Linked DNA regions of Homo sapiens: region 2 is linked to region 1. A link is a contact called in ENCODE Hi-C or POLR2A ChIA-PET data. All regions are on one chromosome and are shown on one strand. Each heading gives the region's core, a stretch centred on a gene start or an enhancer-like site at or near the end of the contact. The rest is flanking DNA. Distances are from core to core; before and after follow the strand shown.

Region 1 (3,415 bases), core at 39-2,538:
AAGAGAAAAACCCAAAGCAAAAACTGGGAGAAGTGGTGAGGTGTGAAGCATCTCCACCCAGCACAAAGAACACAGATGGCTCAATTTCACAGCATTTCCTGCTCCTGCACCTTTGTGTACCCCTCCCAATAGAACCCACCCAGCCATGTCCTCTCCCTGTCTCATTTCTGCCGGCTCAAGTCCCGGAGCTGTTGAGAATGGAACCCCAGATAAGTCTAGGCAACCCTCCCCTGCTCAATTTTATCTGAGTGCCTGAGGATGGGGCATCTGCATCACACCCTCCTGCCCTCTCAGAGAGAAGCACCTCAGATACACCTCTTCCTCCCTTCCTAGGCCCATCTCCTCTTGGGACAGGACTGGTAGGATTCTCCCCCAAAGCCATTGACTTCCCACAGAAGGCCAAGGCATCATCCCAGCTTTTCCGTTGGTCCCCGCACCCGATCTTTGTCTGCAGATCTGGCTCCCAGGGTGGGTGTGCTGCCTTTGCTAGCTGGACCAAGAGCACATAACTAGCTGACTCGCATGGATGAGGGGAAATTTCCCTCTCTGGTATCCCCGTATGAGACAGCAGCCTCGTGGGGAGGCGAAGAGGAAACGCACAGACGCTCCGGCCTGGGCCAGAGCTGGGTGTGAAATACCGGATTTCCTTGTTTATTCGATTTTCTGATCATTAAGGGCTCCCAAGAGGGGCCCAAAATTACCACCCAAACAAAGCCACCTTCCAGTAGTCGGCGGGGTCGCCGCTCCCCTGCGGCAGACTGGCCAGCGCGCGGCGCCCTCCATCCCGTCCCACGCCGGCCCCTCCTCCGGGAGTGCAGGCTCCAGCCCAAGCGGTGCTCGCGCCCCCCGCCCAAAGCCCACGCGAGACAAAGCCCGAGGCTTCTCCGCGCGCCCCCTTCCCCGCCCCGGGTCCCTACCTGACGGCCACCTTGACGCAGCAGTCCCCCTGGCCGGCCATGGCCCTCTGGAGCTAGGGTCTGGGCGTGGATCAGAGGCGGGGGTCTGGGGGCCAATGCCCGAGGCAGCGGCTGCGGCTGCGGGAGGCGGGGGCGCGGGCGCGGCTGGCGGAGGCTGCGGCGGCGGCGGCTGGAGGTGACATGCTCGCGGGCGGCAGGCCGAGGGGCTCACCCGCGGCCGGCCCCCCGGGGCTGGGCCCGCGCGCCTCCTCGCGCCATCGGGCGGCGGCGCGGAGCTAGCTGACAGCCGGCGGCGCGACCCGCCGCTCCCTACGGCGCGGCACACGCGCACACACCTCCCACCCGGCAGCCACCTCCCGCCGCAGCGCGAACAAAGGGGGCGGGGGCCGATCCGGCCCCGAGCCCGCCCCGAGCCAGCCCCGAGCCCAGGCCGGGCCCCGCCCCGCCCAGGAGCCGCCAATCGAAAGCCCTAATGAGCAGTGGGGGCGGGACTCGCGCCTTTAAAGGGACCTCTTGGCTCGCGGCCACGGGGTGGCTGGGGGTAGGGGGCGGGATTGAAGGGTGGGGGTGGGGGTAGGGGTGGGAGTAGGGGTGGGGGCGCTGGACGCAGACCACGTTAGAACCTCGGCTCCTGGAGTAGCAGAACCTCGGCTTCAATGGGACCCTCATTTCATAAATGAAGAAACTGAGATTCAAAGAGGGGAACTACCGAAGGTTACAGAGCGAGTTCGTGGGTAAGCATGGTAAGAACCCTGGTCTCCCGGGGATCCCACAGCGATTGACGGTTTATAGTTCAAAAGAGCCAGGAAAGCTTCCCTTCTGCATTTATTCCAGTAAATTCGCCAACCCTTCTCGAAGGGAGTTCTTGCTAGCCCCTAACTAAAATTTCCCCCACCTCCACCCTGCAGCATCTTAAAGCTCATGTTTTAGTTGATTCCTGGCCAGGCTCCTAGCCCAAGACTAGCCCCTCCCTACTGCTAGACGACTGTCCCATTGACCTTTATGACCCACAGATGACCCCACTGGGCCTGGCTCACACTCTGCTTGTTGTGGCTGTGGGGCCAGAGGGTCAGTGTGGGAGGCCTGAGCTGCCCTGGGGGAAAGGAGGGAACAAAGGGGGCCCTCAGTTCCGAGCACCTGGGTAGAGAGGCTGGGCGGTGAAGTGGGTGGGGAAGGGAAGGAGGGCAGCTGCCTGCAGGAATGGGTATAAAGGACAAGGAGGACCATGGAGACTTTAACGCTGGGCCTGGATGGAGGAGGAGACCAGTGCTGCAAAGTCACAATTCCCTTCCCAGTCCATCTCCCTCCCTCTGAGCCCAGACGCCTCTTCCCTGCCCCCTGCCTCCCAACATTGGGGCCATTCACAGGGCCCCTCACCAGCTGCCCTCACTTCACCCAGCTCCCTCCCCTGGAAAGGGCCCAAGAGGAGGACCCAGCTGCAGCCCCAGATGTGGATGGGGATCTCTGGGGGAGGGGAGGAAGGGGAGTCTGACTCCAGGCCTCTTACATTACCCTCAGATGATGAAACCATGTCAGAGATTTTGGCAAGGGTGTGGACTGGGGTCTGAGGATGCATCTGTTGGTACCATCTTCCTCCCCTTCCCTCCTCCACTCACACCCCCCTCCCCGCCAATAACTGCTTCATGCAGTAGCTCAGATCCCTGTTTGGCTTGACCTATTAAGGTCAAATCAAAACCAAAGATAATTTCAAGGGCAAATTTCAAGGGCCAATCAACACATCCTTTTCATCCCCATGGCAAACAGGAGGAGCACCGCCAGCAGTGCCCCCATGATGGGGGCTGGAGAAGAGGTCTTGGTGGTATCCTGGACCTTTTATTAGCATTTGAATCTAGAGGAAGCTCTCCCTGGGGCCAGGGGATCACCTCTCCTGGACCAGGAGGTTAGCAGAATGTTGCAGTCATATCCTGCAACATTCCTCCCCATCTTCCAACCAAAATAATTCGTGGGGAGGAGACTAACACATATGGACCACCTACACAAGGTATTTTATGCACATATTCTCATTTTTTCCCTATAACCTTGTAAGCTAGGCTTTTTTATTCTTTTTAAATTTTGCAGATGGGGAAACTGAGCCTCACATGTATGAATTCCAGCATATAAGCAACAGACTCCAGATTTGGACATGTATATCTTATTCCAGGCTTCCCAGATGACCACCAAGGTGGAAGGGATGATGATGTCCAGGCAGAAGGGAGCTAGGCCGGCCCAGGCTTTTCCTCTAGGCACAGCGGACTCCAGGTTCAGCCTTCCCGGATGGTAATGTTGCATTCTGAAGAGCTACTTTCCCGCCAACTCATCTCTGGACTTCTCTGGGGCCCAACTCTGGTTTCCTGCCTGCAGGAGGTCCCCTCTGACTTCCGACAGTAGATGACCCTTCTGACTCACAGTTCTACTGCTGGGAAATGCCTCCAGAGCTGCTGCCCACCCTCTCTGCATCCCTCCAGGTCACTGGGTGTTGAGTCAGGGGAAGCAGGGAT
Region 2 (3,450 bases), core at 48-2,547, 130 kb before region 1:
GGAGGAAGAACTGTCCCCTCTTAGGGCCCCTCAGCCTCAGCCTGGGCAGAAAATGAGGTGGTCAGCCTGGAGCACTCTGGGGCTAGCATTGTTTGGAAAAAGGGTGTGTACAGGAATGTGAAGGTGTGCTGGGTGTGTGTACCGGAGCAGTGGGGGATGCTGGGGGACTCCAGCCCCATGAGTTCCGCTCCACAGGAGATGCCTGGTGAAAGCAAACTTCCTCTGTCATCCCTGCACTTGGGGGTAGGGAGTGGGGACAGGACTTTTTAGGGGCTGGGGGAGGGGAAGCAATCCAGACATGTATTGAGGCACTGGAATCTGGGTCGGGGGAATGGTGGGAAGATCAGAGAGTGGGGGGAAAGGGAGGTGGTAAGATGAAGACTTGAGGGGTGCAGCCTGCTGGGGACAGGCCAGGCAACAGTCAGCGTTAGCTCTGCTTCCGCCTTGAAATAGGCTAGATTCCAGTTTCCCATTTGCTTGGGGGTCGGTGGGATGGGAGATCTTGAGGCTTATTTTTTATAGGAAATAAGTTCCATTTTGGTCTCTGGCTCCTTGCATTTGGGGAGTGGACTTAGGGTCTGGGGTCACAGTGGACCTCCTGTGGAGTAGGAAACAGGACTTGGGCTCAGGTCAGTGCCTGTCAGTGCCCCATGAACATGCGTTGCTGGGGGATGGATGTAAATAATCAACAGAGAAGTGATGGCCTCGATACCCTTGGGGGACAATGTCTGGGATAAAAAGAACAGCCTGATCCTCTCTCTCTAGGATTCTAGAACTTCTGCATATTGGAATTCCAGCTGCCTTGCCTGAGGTTTTAAAATCCTCACTCGGGAGAGATAAAACCCAGGCCTTGGTCTTCATTTCCATATGTGGGGAAGAGCAGTGACCCATCCCTGTCAGTTTGTAAATGTCCTGCTTGTTTTTTCCATGGACAGTGGACATTTCACCTTGCTTCCGGGGTGCTTAACAGGCCTCAATTTCTGGAAAGAGAAACTGAGGTCAAAGGAAGGCAGGGAGAGCCAGGGTCAGGACAGGAGGGCACGCAGGTACCTCACAGCTCAGAATGTTGTACTAGGGTCTCTTGAGGCCATGAAGACATGACTCTTGTTGTTGTCTTCTTTGGGGATTCCTCCATGGGAGCCCCTTTTTCCCTGCTACCCTCCTGCCCCCCGGAAGTGCAGAGGCCCAGGAGCTGCCTGCTGGCACCAGTTGCACGGGATTAGTTCAGGGAAGGACTTGCTCACCTGCTCCTCCCCTCTGACTCAAGTCATAACAAGTAACCTGGTTCCCCTGGCCCGGCAGCCTGGGAGGGACGGCAAGGTAGGCAGGTGAGCCGAGACGGACGGACGGCCAGCAGCTCCGTCAGCTGGAGAGAGAGCACAGGCCTGTGGCTTGGGAGACCCTGAGGCGACATGTGAGGGCCCTGAGCCCCCTGACTGGAAGCAGGGGCTGTTTTTCAACTCCTGGACTAAAGCCCAGAAGCAGGTGAGGGCGGGGGAGGTGGAATGGGTCTTTGGGGCTGAGAGCAGGCTGGCCTGGGAGTGGAGGAGCCCAAGCAGTGGCCATCACCCCCCTCCGACCCCCACCCCCGCCAGCCTATGTCTGGTGTGTAGGGATGACAGAGGGGTGCTGGTGGGCTTGGACGGGAGCCTGTTCTTGTGGTTGCCTAGGCCTTAGTTTCCACCAGAGGGAGAGCAAGCAGAGATGAGCTGGGACAGGCAGGCCTGAGACCTGGCTTTGGGGGACACACTTGGGATAGAGGAGGATCCCCCATGGCCCGGCCTGAGGGAAGGTGCTCTGGAGTTTCCCTCCCTCCCTCTGTGCCCCTTCTGGTCTCCTCTGCCTTTTTCTGGGGACATTGTTCAGCCGGGTGGGCTGCTTTTTAGGGCCCAGTACTGGAGCTTGAAGAGGCCCAGGAGGGATCCCTGTGTTAGGGAGGGGGTGGGGATGTTACCTGAACTGCCTTTATCTAAAAGCAATGCCTTAGACACTTAAGACTCATAGCCTCCTGGGTGGGGGTGGTGCCCTCGCTCTCACCTGTTGACTCTGGGGCAGGTTCCCTACAGCTGTGGAGGGCGGCCTCGGCAGAGGCAGATGTGAGGGTCCGCTATGTGGCTGTACGGGTTTCCTTCTTGGCCTGACATTGACCAAGAGGTCGAGATTCAGACCGGGGACCTGGAAAGGCTTTAGACACTGTGCAGTCTTTATTGTGCACAGGAGGAAAGGAAGCCCCGGGAGGCCTGGTGACTTCCCCAAGGTAGTACAGACCGCAGCAGAACCAAGCCTTGAGCCCACAGCCAGGGGCTCTGGGCATCTGACGCTGTTCTCTTTGCTCTACTTGGGGCAGCAAGTCATCCCAGAGAGGACCCAGCATCAGGCTGGGACCACTGGGAAGATCAGTGCCTCCCCTTTGATGCTGGCAGTCAGAGACTGGGCTGAGCTGGGAGAAGGGGAAGCTGGCGGAGACGGGAGGCGTGCTAAGGTACCCCTCTGTCCCTGTAAGTCCCCACTCCTCTGCAACAGTCTCAGAGCCCCTGAGAAGCAGGGGCTGAGTTGGCCCAACTTTCCAAGGCAACTACTTAGTGGTTAATAATTAATTAGCAAGCGTGACTAATTAATGGCTTCCCCTCCCACATTACTTCCTCCTCTGTGCAAAGCAGACACACTCAGCATGCTAGCTGAGACCACCTTGCTTCCTACCTCTGGCTGCACCCTGCTCTTGGCTTCTGGGGAGGGTGGGAGGATGGCTAGGGTGGGTGGGAAGGGGTGGGGGTGAGCTGCCTGCTCCTCTGTCCTGTTCTTATCTCTACGAGGGATAGAGTTTGGGACAGATGGACAGTGCAGAGCTAATAGTCATCCTAAGTATCCTGCGGGGTGGGGTTCCAGAATATATGGCCAATCTTTCAGAACTTTGGCATGTTTGCAAAGGCCTCCCATAAAGTTAAAAAAAATAATTCTCCCATGCATTCTCTAGACTTCCTTGAATAATTGAAATTCCAAAGTGCAAGGTACATGTTGCTTTCAGGGCTTTGTGTTTGATTGTTGCTGCCTGTGGTTGCTGTGTTGTTTATGTAGGTCTATAAAAGTTCTTGATCGTCCTGCTCTTATCATCTTGATGGGTGGAGAGGTATCACCAGGGACCTGGCTGACAGCAGTCCCCTCTCCCTGTTGGCCTTGCTTTGTTACCAGCTTTCCCAAGGCCGACTTTTCTGTCGTGTTGGCTGCCTGAGGAGGGGTGGAGCTCACCTCCCCCACCCTGCGGCCCCGCGCTCTGAGGAGGCAGGATAGGCTCCAGACAGAAACTCGGAAGGACTTTTGGACTCTTGCTCAATGGGCTGACTCAGTGAGGAGGTGGCTGAGCTCTCTTTCCAGACCCAACCACCTGCATGGGCTCCGCCCACCCCTCCCACCCCTGCTGCAGCCAGCAGCTGCCAGGCCCTGGCCAGCTGG

The links. Hi-C counts contacts between places; a loop is a spot of excess contacts on that map. ChIA-PET counts read pairs that join two places held with the same protein, here RNA polymerase II (POLR2A). Pooled maps may share reads with other maps.
Region 2: a map of GM12878 shows a loop between it and region 1 (4-fold over the local background). The contact joins the promoter of INAVA here to the promoter of KIF21B in region 1. A Hi-C loop is called at or near these places in 8 of 168 maps with a recorded cell type or tissue (B cell, CD4-positive, alpha-beta memory T cell, Caco-2 and 5 more), 36 of 37 single-sample maps with no recorded cell type and 15 of 50 pooled maps. POLR2A ChIA-PET finds 5 or more read pairs at or near these places in 13 of 52 experiments (B cell, CD4-positive, alpha-beta T cell, Caco-2 and 10 more).

What each region holds. Positions count from the first base shown.
Region 1 is chr1:201,022,426-201,025,840 of GRCh38, forward strand. It overlaps KIF21B (kinesin family member 21B), which reads right to left and starts at 1,289. Exons shown (of 35, transcript NM_001252102.2): 1 at 918-1,289. The coding sequence starts at 958. LOC101929305 (a long non-coding RNA gene) reads left to right here and starts at 1,524. Exons shown (of 4, transcript NR_188464.1): 1 at 1,524-1,660; 2 at 3,079-3,194. RefSeq lists an enhancer at 1-91 and silencers at 696-745, 1,146-1,505, 1,857-2,014.
Region 2 is chr1:200,893,603-200,897,052 of GRCh38, forward strand. It overlaps INAVA (innate immunity activator), which reads left to right and starts at 1,298. Exons shown (of 10, transcript NM_001142569.3): 1 at 1,298-1,485. RefSeq lists enhancers at 1,192-1,702, 1,703-2,214, 2,215-2,725, 3,449-3,450.